2 separate regions of the Homo sapiens genome follow, and region 2 is linked to region 1. The links are chromatin loops, found by intact Hi-C in ENCODE. Cell type or tissue: A673. All regions are shown on one strand. Links, peaks and the distances in the headings refer to the core of each region. The heading gives the core; the rest is flanking DNA.

The links. Peaks named below come from ENCODE experiments on the same cell type or tissue, not always from the same donor. Only the 100,000 strongest peaks of a DNase experiment are listed, where the experiment ranks them.
Region 2: it touches region 1 in a loop (6-fold over the local background); 77 of 110 quality-filtered maps call a loop at or near these places.

Annotation. Positions count from the first base shown.
Region 1 is chrX:25,142,009-25,147,680 of GRCh38, reverse strand. No RefSeq gene overlaps it. Among named protein-coding and RNA genes, the nearest start is that of ARX, 130 kb to the right of the region's middle. In A673, for the core only: CTCF peaks have their summits at 3,231 and 3,430 (motif pointing right); DNase peaks (open chromatin) are centred at 2,930, 3,440 and 3,940; H3K4me3 peaks cover 1,367 bases; H3K27ac peaks cover 2,341 bases.
Region 2 is chrX:24,836,564-24,842,235 of GRCh38, reverse strand. It overlaps POLA1 (DNA polymerase alpha 1, catalytic subunit), which reads right to left. Exons shown (of 37, transcript NM_001330360.2): 33 at 406-584. Among named protein-coding and RNA genes, the nearest start is that of POLA1, 150 kb to the right of the region's middle. In A673, for the core only: a CTCF peak has its summit at 3,424 (motif pointing left); a DNase peak (open chromatin) is centred at 3,395; H3K27ac peaks cover 340 bases.

The DNA.
Region 1 (5,672 bases), core at 1,916-4,415:
GGTGTTTTTTCTATGTATAGATATGCATATTTTTACCAAAACAAGAAAATACAGCACATGCCTTTTTATTTTTTGTTTTTCATTTTTTTATGTACAGTGGGTTATGAACATCTTTCCAGGTCATTAAACATTCCTCTACAATATCACTTTAATAATAGCTTAGTATTCCATTGTTCAATTTAGCCAATACCCTAACCTAGATTTAGACATTTACATTGTCTTCATTTTTCATCATTACAAACAACACTGCAATGAACAACCTTTCAGACAATTTTGCATACTTCCATATTTCTGAAACATTCAAATGTTATAAAAACTCCTTGAAATCCACCTTAAAAATATAGCAAATCAATACATTTTCCTTAGGCCTCATTTTCTCTGTGGCTAATATCAAAATAACTGGCCAAAAAATAGCACTTCGGAAAACTACTTAGATGATTAAGTTTCTCAGAAAGAGCTCATGTTTTTACCACTTGGTCACAATGGGAACTAGATGAGAGAAAAGCATAAAGCAAATCAAACATCTTTCACATAGATAACAGCTATAAGAGGATGTTTCATTGGGAGTTTTGAATGAGACACTTGGACATCAGATACCAAAATGACTTGTAAAATAGACTACCATGAGGAAATTTCATAGTAGGAGAATAAGTACCAGTTACATATTTCATCCATGCCAAGGATATAAAAGGAGAGTGTTGGAAATTAAGATAATTCATAAGAAGAATAAATTTTTACCTTTTGGAAAGGACTGAATTCTGAGTCTCACCATTGTGTTTTCCAAGGGGATGAGATGGGATGGGGGCACTCCCTTCTATCCTTAAGTCAGGTGAGATGGGCTCCAAGGCATGGCTTGGAAAGCTTAATACGTGTTCAACAGCAAATGGCATACAGTGAACCGCTGGTTGACTCACACTTTAGAAAGGCAATGTAAATGGAGACATTAGATTAAAGGGCTGCATCTAGCAAGTAACTACACTGCCCTCCAGTAACAGTTCAAAGGTGTATAAATCCCAGGGATCAGATGTCAACCCCGCCTATGAAGGCAGCCTGCTGACTGTGGATGGAGCCTCCAGAATGAAGAAGCTGTGGGGTGTGTCATCAGAGCAAAGATGGAGAGAGGATGGGGGCAATGCCCAAATCAAAAGGGGGCCCAGTCGAGGGTCCCTGCATAACCCACAAAAATGATGCTGTGAGACAATCATCTTTAAACATTTGACCAGAGATCACAAAGCCACCCTGAAACAGGGTCAGCAAATAGGAACGCTTTTGCTCGTCTTTCCCTTCCTCTCTTCCCCTGCGCCAAGTCCAAAGTGGTCAGGAAACTTGGACAGCAAGCTAGGGAAAGAGAAGCAGGAAAACAGAGACATTTAACTCTAATTCACATTTGGAATATCTGGGACCCAACAATTTTAACTGAATTGAGTCTGGATTTGCAAATTAAAGTCATCTCAGAACTGTCTTTGTCCTATGAGTAGCCAGGGAATCTTGGGGCTTAACCAAATTTTTATCCAGTGGCTACAGAACTTTCTCCACAAAACAAAATGTAAAGGGACAATGGGCAACCAAAAAAAATTATGCTTTCTGATCTCATCCCAAGTCTTATCTATTTGATGTACCAGTTACACGGCTAACATTTTTAGAAGTTACATAGGCCAAGAACTAGACTAAACTTTTTATGCATAATTTAACTAAATCCTCCATGAGTAGGTACTATAATTATCCCCATTTTATAACCAAAGAAACTAAAGTCCAAAAACAAAATAACTTATCTCGGATCACACATTTATTAAAATCAAATCCAAGCCTGTTTGACGCTGCAACACATGCTTCGAACCATTACCATGGTGAATTATTCATAAACACTTTGGTATACAAAAGAAAACTCAAATTATAAAGATCAGATTATCATATCATCATTAACCCAAATATATAGCATGTGTAAGAAAAACTGCCAAAATACAATATTATAAAATCACAATGGCAAGCAAAATGCTTGATTTTTTTTTTATTACTCAGGGCTTAGAGCCACCTAAAAGGTTTCAGCAATATTATATTGCATACACGTTACAGATTAAACATGCCCGTGGACTGTCCCCGTGTAATCACTATAATATTTTATTATAGAATACCAGCATAGGTCCTGATCCCTAGCTCTTGGTAAACATGAGTAGCTGGAATCCATTGTTGTAAGGGCTTAACATCCCGTATGCGTGGTCTCAGCCTGAAAGAGAGTTTTCCAGGGCCTGACATCAATAGAAACTTCTTTGCTGTAGATTTTATTTTTATGAATTGGGATCAACAAAATGAGCATACAGTGACTGCAGGTATTAGGGAATGCTTTCATCAACTAAAGCCGACTGGAGGAGGGAGAGGGTTATCCAAACAGCTCAGCTGTACGTCTCTGCTAAATATGACTTAATCCCAGTTTATAAAAGCACCTGTGTTTTTTGTCATAGGGTTTAGTGCTGCCAACCACGCCAAACAATGCCAACCCCTGTGCAGCGGGTAGAGGGAGAGAGTTAAATGATGCCTGTCAATGTCTAGAGGGATTAAGATGATATAGGTTCATTTTCACAAACATCCTAGGCTACATTTTGAATATGCCTTTCCAGAAATGAAATTCTACAGCACCATCTACCACCTCCACTCCTCATGGCAGGCTTACCTCATCTCAGGGGACAGGGCTGTATTTTCTCCCCTGCCTTCCCTGGAATGGATACTTCTTTCTTCCTTTTTTGGAAAAAAAATTGAATAGTGCTTTACCCCTGAGAAGCTCTTAACAAATTGTTAGTTGCACCACTTCTTTTGGGTTTCCTTTCACTGACATGTCAAAATGTAAATCATCTTTCCTCCTAGACACAAGGCTACTGACACTCGAGCGTAAGATCATCAGTTCTTCCCTTCACTGGTCTCATCAGCCCACCCTCCTCCTGTCTCGCTGTGATTCTATTCATCCTCTTTCCATTGCCTTTATCCCAAGCTTGAGGGCAATCGCCAAACTCCCTTAGACTTGACGCAACCAAGAAATAAAAGCTTGTCTGAATTAAAAGCATTTCCTGGTACTAAGGAAAGATTTTTCTGCCTTCCACAGCGGAACAATGGTCACATTAAAAGATATGCCACACAAAAAAAAACGAACCTGGATGTCTGCAAACTTAGCCAAGGAATCAGAATCTGAAAATTTATAGTATGTCCCCAAGAACTCCCGAATCCTTCGCCCTTCTCTGAGAACCATCCTTCGCCCTTCTCTGAGAACCGCTATGCAGAGCTTTGAGTGACAGGCATAATGGTACAAGCCACGATTTAAATTCTGCTTGCCTCATTCTTTGCATAGACAGCAACGGGCTGATAGAATGCAACTGAAAACATAATTTAGATGGGAAAATACAAAACGTTTTTCCCAGGAAAGGGGGAGGACGGGAACATGGCTTGATCCAGCCAGCAGAGGGCGCAACTTACACATATAAGTATAAACCAGCCTTCGCTGGAAGCTGTAAGGTCTCCTGCGATTTTTATCACAAATTTCCCATTTTTGAAAACCATATCCAAGCTCCCTTGGACAAAACTCCGGTAGAGTCACTCAGCTGTCCCCTCCTGTCTAAATAAGACTATTTTCTACTTCCCCCAGGTCCAGCCACTCAAACTGCCACTTTTCTATCCCTGGCTCTGGCATGGGAAAGAAGGAAGATCAAGTCCTTCAAAAACAGCTTCCCAGAAAGAGTGACCTGTATTCCCAAGTAGCCTTCATTTGTTTAAGAGACTTGCACCTAGCATTTCTTGATCAAAGCTAATGCGCTGTAAATTTCTTCATTTAACAGACTTAGTCTGTTCAACTCTTGACACTGGGAATTGGGATTTCCCAGAACTATTAGCACTGCACAGTAGGCGCTCCATGCCGGCCAAGAACGGGGGATTAACAGGTATTTGTCTCAGCTAATTTCACTCTCTATACCGGGTCTATAGAGACTGGGGCTTCTTGGCGGAGTGTGTGCCACCCTGCTAATTGGCTACGAATGTAACTACTCCAGCATGCCAATGGACCGGGGGTACTCCACAGCCTTAAGAGGCTGGAGGCAAATGGATCCTTACCATGGGCACTCAGGAAATTTGAGGGTTGCTGGGCAGGACCGTAATTGTAAATGATTCATTTGCCAACTTCCACCTCCTGCTGTCTATCAAACTTCCATCCCTGTCGACCATGTGCAGATAGTTCTAAACATTTTACTCAATGACAGTTGCATCCATGAAATCCCGTAGTAACAAGGAATTTCCATATATTCTATTCAGAATGCATGTGCAGAATCAAAAGTCCTATAGGTAGCTCCCATAAAATGCATAATTCCCTGAGCTAGGTAAAATCATTACATCCATCAGGATATTCACAGATTATACGAATCATTTCTGGAAAGAAGATGATAAATAAAGGGACGGTTGTTAGTCTCTTTTCACATGCCCTATTCTTCCATTTCTTGCTGATAATCAGACTCTCTTAGTGATATATCCTACTTCTAAAGTTTCTGATAAAGGAATTGAGGAGTCAAATATTAAATGTTTTAGTTATCTATTGTTGCATAACAAATTATACCATGCTTAGCAGCTGAAAACAACATTTATTATTTCCTAGTTTCTGTGATCAACCAGGATCAATTCAAGAGCAGCTTAGCTAGGTGGTATTGATTAAGTCTTTCATGAGGTTGCAATCAAAATGTTGGCCAGGGTTGTAGGTATCTCAAGACCCAACTGACGGAGAATCCACTTCAAAGATCACTCATATGGCTGGTGGCAGGCCGTAGAAAATCCACTTCCAAGCTCACTAACGTGGGCCTCTCCACAGGGCTGCCTCCCATGCTATGGACTGCACATTTATGTTCCCTCAAAATTCATATACTGAAGCTCTAACTCCCAGTGTGGCTTTATTTGGAGATGGGGCCTCTAAGGAAGTAATTACAGTTAAATGACATCATACGGGTGGGACCCTGATCTGATAGGATTAATGTCCTTATAAAAAAAGACACCAAAGTGCCAGCACTCTCCTCTCCTTTCTCTCTCTCTCTCCCACCACCCCCAACTCCAAGTCTCCCAGTGTGCAAACAAAAAAGAGATCATGAGATCATGCGAACACACAGAGAGATGGCGGCCACCCACAAGCCAAGAAGAGTGCTCTCACCAGGAACCAAACTGGCCTGCACCTTGATCTGGCATTTCTAGCCTCCAGAACTATGAGAAAATACATTGTTGTTTAAGCCACTCAGTCTATGGTATTTTGTTTTGGCAGCCCAAGCAGATTAATACACCCTACAAAGAATGAAGAGTCCAAGAGAGAGCACCCTGAGATGGAAGCCATAGTATTTTTATAACCTAATACCAGAAGTGGCATCCCATCACTTCTATGGGATAGAATATAATCCCATATTCTATTCATTATAAGCAAGTCAATAAGTCTAGCCCATACTTAAGGTGAGGGAATTTTAAAAGGGGATGGATATGAGGAAGCAGAGACAACTGAGGGACATCTTGGAGTCTACCCACCATACTACATAAGAGCTGATTTACTGAATAAAAACACATCTATGGTTATACTATTACAATTACATGTATTATGATACAAGCAGTACATGTTACCTGTAAGAAGACAAAACTGGATTTCATACAATGGGTGCATTTTGAAA
Region 2 (5,672 bases), core at 1,904-4,403, 310 kb after region 1:
TTCCCAAAACACTTAGTTCCCAGTAACTTGATTTAAGATAAGGAAAAATATTGGTCTAAGTCTTAATAGATGGGGGTTGACAGTGGGACAATACAGGTTACTAATTAAGAAATTATAATAAAAATACTTTAAGATAATTTAGAATTTTTAAGGGATTCCACTTAAAAACCAAGGTCAAGCACTCTAGGAAGCCAAAACAATATTCAAGCACATTCAAGTAAGAGTTTTCAAACAGAAATAAAAGCAAGCTGTGAAGGTAGATTTCACATGATGCTAAAATTCTTTAAACACATGAAAGCAACATGTGTGTGTTTATTTCGCCCTTTTTATATACCCCATAGTGGGGGAAGGGGGTAAGGCCTTTATACAAGTTCACTCACAAAATGAAAGACAGAAACAACTAACCGAACCATCAAAGACATTATCATAAATATTCTCAGTTCCACATGTAGGGCATGGACATTTGAATCTTTCACAGTCCCTGTATTTCTCTTCATCAGTGAGCTGTGCTGGGCCACCAAGTAGAGCATCATTCTCTTCATCTTTATGATAATGATGAACTCTAAATTGGGTGGGGTCAAGTCCTATTAATGTAAAAGAAAAAAACAAATTCAGAAAAGTATTCCAAAAATACCCCAAAGAAGAAAACTCCCACAAAAAATTATTTTAAATTCATGCACATACACACAACCATTTGAACTCAAAAGCACATGGACAAATGACTTCTCTTTTTACAAGAGATACTTTATAAATAAAACAAGTAACTGCAACAACACAACACAGAAATATGCCACTGAACATATGGGTTTGGAAGCACCTACTTCGATAGGATGTTTTTTATTATTCTCTTAAAGTTACAATGAAAACCTCAAATAAATGTGTACTAAGAAATTCTCTTAAAATCAAAGTCACAATTAAAACTGAGAATAAAATCAGGGAATAAAAATCCCATTAAAGAAAACAGGTTCACTGCCATTACAACTCCTTCAAGTGCAGACACAGCTAACCCTGATTTCAATGCAGTAGTCGATTTCATCTTGGCTCAGTAGTTAACAGCATGTAGGTTGCAATCTAATTCAGTGGTTAAAATTCAGTAGCAGCATCTGAGACAAAATGCAACATGGTTTTCTTGATGTTCGAAATTCAGAAATTTAAAATATGTGCAAAAACAATGGGTCTACAGATTCTACAGGCCAAAATGTCCCTGAGAATCCTGAAACCAAATATACCTTCCATATTTCATTCAAAACAACATAAGAAATCAATCAATGCATGTTTATGCTATTTTGTTTCCACAAACTAATTAAAGAAAAGAAACATTTTTAGGCCAACCAATTTAATTTACCCTTGGTCAAAACATGTGTGCCAAAATTTACTATTTGAATTTATACTTAAAAATAATTATTCTACACTGTTTCTTAGAATTTTAGGGATTGCTAAGGGATGCTTTCAAGAAAAGATTATAAGAGACAATATTTCTATCTTTTGGAAATCTAAGGAAAAGCTTTTGGAAATCTAAGAGAAAACTATCTTATTTTAGTATAAAGGTAAATAAGTAATATAAAACAGTCACTAAGCCAAAAGCTCACAAATACCAAAAATATCTAAAAATTGTTTAAAATTTATCAACAGCTACATAGGTAGATAAATCTAACAGATGCATTCAGAATTCAGTGACAGAATCCTAAATCCTATTTGGTCAGCTGTCAAGCGACATCTAGTAATTATAAAATACTGGAGGCTGACTCTTCACAGTTGAAAGGGGCCAAACAAAGAATAAGACAACTGAGACACAGAGTCTCACTTTTCTCACCTGCGAAACGGAGGTAGCATCACTGATCATACACTTTTGAAGTTTAAATTGGATAATATAGAACAAACCGAGTTCAACGCTGCCTACTGCGTGGCAAGCACTAAATAAATGTCATTTCAATGAAAAAATAAAATAGTGAATGAACATCATTTAATCCAGACTGTACTCGCTCAAGATTATGCATTTAGAAAACTATATGAGACATGTTCATGCTGCATATGAAGTTAATAGCTACTCGTTGTAGGAATTAAAGTATTTCCTAAAGTGGTAGTATATGATAAAAACAAAGAATACACATTCAGAACAATTTGAAAAGCTGTTCTTCATTAGTGACATAAATTATGTTAACATGGGCCACTTGTCACCAAGACACTATACATTCTTATTTTACAAGTTACCTAACCCCTAAGAGAAATAGTAAATTAGAGAATTATGTGGGAATACATATACTCTCACATTTAAAGCTAAGGATGGTCAGAGGAATTGAGAGAGACCACACCGCTGAATGAGGCCAGTTCATCTCTGTAGTGAGGGGTAACTGTCGCTAATTCAAACTCTAGTTGTGAATCCAAGTATTCACATAATGTTTTGATTTATTTGCAATTATGAGAAAGCAGCTTCACTTTTTCTCTGACCCTATGACTATTAATCAATTTCCCAGGCCAACACTAATCAAAAGATAAGGAAAAAGAAAATAAGCAAGATTTTTCTAAAAGGCAAGTTTCTTTCACAGTCCAAAAATAAAGGAACAAAACAATGCTGGTTTGCACATATACAAAATTGGCCAGGCTACGAAAAGGAACCAAGAGGAGCTACTCTCTACCCCTCCCCACCAGCCATGGCTCACTTGGTGCACCTGAGTGCATGAACCTGCAAGCACTGACCCGGGACAGCCTGCCTGCAGAGTAAGCTAAAAGTGGGTGTGGGCCATCTTGTTACTTACTCATGGAGAAACACCCAAACGACTGGCTGCAACTTGCGAAAAATACCAGGCCCTGTGAAATGTCTACTCTAAATGTCTACCCTAAATATCCATTTCTACAAATCACTCAATCTTCCCATGGCAGTAACAAAGTCAACTGGCTCAGCTAATTACTTCAGATTTATTCCCAAGGTGATTTTTTTTTTCCCCAGGGGAAGGAGCTTCAATCTCAATAGTCTCTTGGTCATAGTTCAATGCTAAAATGTAAAAATATAAAGGGAGAAGAGACTGTAATGAGCTTAAAATATTAGGTATATAATGATCCTTGTACAAGTTACTTAAATACCAAAATGCCATTAAAAAGTTATTTTCTTGGGAGAGCAGTTATAAGTTCAACAGGCAAACCACAGAGGGCTAAATTAAATCATTTTAAGAAAACATACAATGTCATGTTAAAAAAGTAAGGATCATTGCTGCTGGAATCTTTTTTGAAAAGGTGAAAATCCAGGGTTAAATAAGCCCCAAACTTAGTCAACACATACATTAGTTTTTCCAAATTCTCACAAAACTGGTAACAGCAGCTTATTTCGAAGTTTCAGTAGACTTTAAAGTTTTACTGCTTATACCCTAAACTCATTAAGTCTGGAGTGAAACAAGAAACAAGTATCTGGTGCTGCCACCTACAGGTAGAGATTCTGAATTTTAAAATGTGCAAAACAGCAGCTACATATAATTCCATTTTTAATTGTTGTCACTCCAAAATTAAACACTTCTGTCAAAAATGACATTAAAGCAAAATCTTTATTACTGCACTTGCCCTACATGCATCTACACCGTATAATTAATGTTACACTGCGTACATTAGTCTTTGAGCAAGAAATGCAAAACTGAATCCCAAATTCCTTATTGCTTCTACTGAAAGCTTTCTCTGAACTGGCTTAAAGGAACAAACTTTATGCCCCATTTGAGAAAAGTAACTTCCATTTCTTTTAGGCTAGCTCTTGACAGGTGACTTAAGTCTTTTGGTGAGGCACAGAATGAAGGAAGAAGCAGCCTGCCTGGGCTTTGCAAAACTAGTTATCTGGAGGAAGAGCAGCCGTGGTTTCCCCCCAGAATAGGCTGAGATGATGTATGCTTTAATTCAATTATGTGGCTTGTAGTGATGGACTCATTTGTGCTGGGGTTGAGGGTACAAAAGAGGCAGTGGAATGAAATTAAAATACTGTCATTTATAATTAGAAAATTTCTAGGATCTCACATTATTTTGGCAACAGGATCAAAACTCTCATGTTTCAAGAAGTATTTATAGAAAGTAACATCATAGGCATCAGGGTGTATGAGTTTAGCAGTACTGTCTTTACTTAAGTCACCATAGCCTTATCACACACACCCCCAGTGTGACATTTAGCACAAAATTATTTTTCTACCATTGCACTTTCTAACCATTGTAAATTATGCCTGTTTTTAGAATGTTCACCTGCCCCCACTCCCAAGGAGTTTTTAAACTGTTCATAACTTGAGACATATTGTTATTAGAGAGGCTGATACATTTAATCAAATACTTTCCTTCCTTCAAAAGACAAGGTCTCTATTAGTGCAACAGCAAATAACTACAGTAAAACCCTTACATATGTTCATGCAAGTGGGGAAGAGGGAAAATCCACATAAATGAAATTCCAAATGAGTAAAGGGAGTAACTGGTATTTACAAGCAGTTGTTTGTAATATGGATCATTTAATCTATGAGGGAAGCTAATTAACAGAATCCCATTGAGTGAAATTTTTTTGTAAAAATTTCTTAGAGGAAGTAAACCATTTATCTTTTGCATGAGTCCAGGCTTTCATATATCTGGACATCTTAGAGGACAATATGCGAACTGAAAATTTAGTATGATTAAAGAAAAAAATAATTTTCAAATGGTGAATGCTATATCCACAGAATGCTCATAGCAGCTTTATTCATAATAGCCAAAAATGGAAACACTCTAGATGTCCATCAACAAGTGAATGGATTAACTGGTATAATCTACCATAATACTACTCAGCTAATACTACTCAGCAATGAAAGAGTGAATACTGCTACATGCAACAAGACAGATGAATCTCAAAAATACCATGCTAAGTGAAAGAAGTTGCACACAAAAAGAGTATATACTGTAGGAAACCATTTATACGAAAATCTTGAATAGGCAAAACTAACTTATACTGATAGATTTCAGATGAGCGATTGCTACTATAACAGAGGTGCTGACTGGGAAGAGGCACGAGGGAACATTCTGGAGTGATGAAAATGTTCTGTGTCTGTGCCTAGATAACTGATTGTATAATACTCAAGATTTTAGCATTTTATGGTAAATTATGTGAATTATACTCTTAAAAAGCATGCCAAATAGGAAAAGATGTTTGTGTAGGTTGAACATCCCTAATCCAAAAATCTGAAATCCTCCAAAATTTGAAACGTTTTGAGTGCCAACATGATACCACGAGTGAAAAATTCCACACCTGACCTCATGTGATGAGTTGCAGTCAAAACTTTGTTTCAGGCACAAAATTTTTTAAAATATTGTATAAAACTGCCTTCAGGCTACGTGTATAAGATGTATATAAAACATAAATGAACTTCATGTTTAGGCTTGGGTCTCATCTCTAAGATAGCTAATTATCTATATGCAAATATTACAAAATCCGAAAAAATCCCAAACACTTCTGGTCGTAAGCATTTCAGATAACGGATACTCAAACTGTAATATATACTTCCAAAAGACTCGTAATTAGAACACATAGGAAATGCCTGCAAATCAATAAGAAAAAGAAAAGCCAACAGGACAACAGACAAAGACTTGAACAGGCACCTCACGAAAGGAAATACTCCAATGGCCAAGAAGCATGTGAAAAGGTGTTCAACTTCATTAGTCATCAAAGAAATACAAATTAAAAC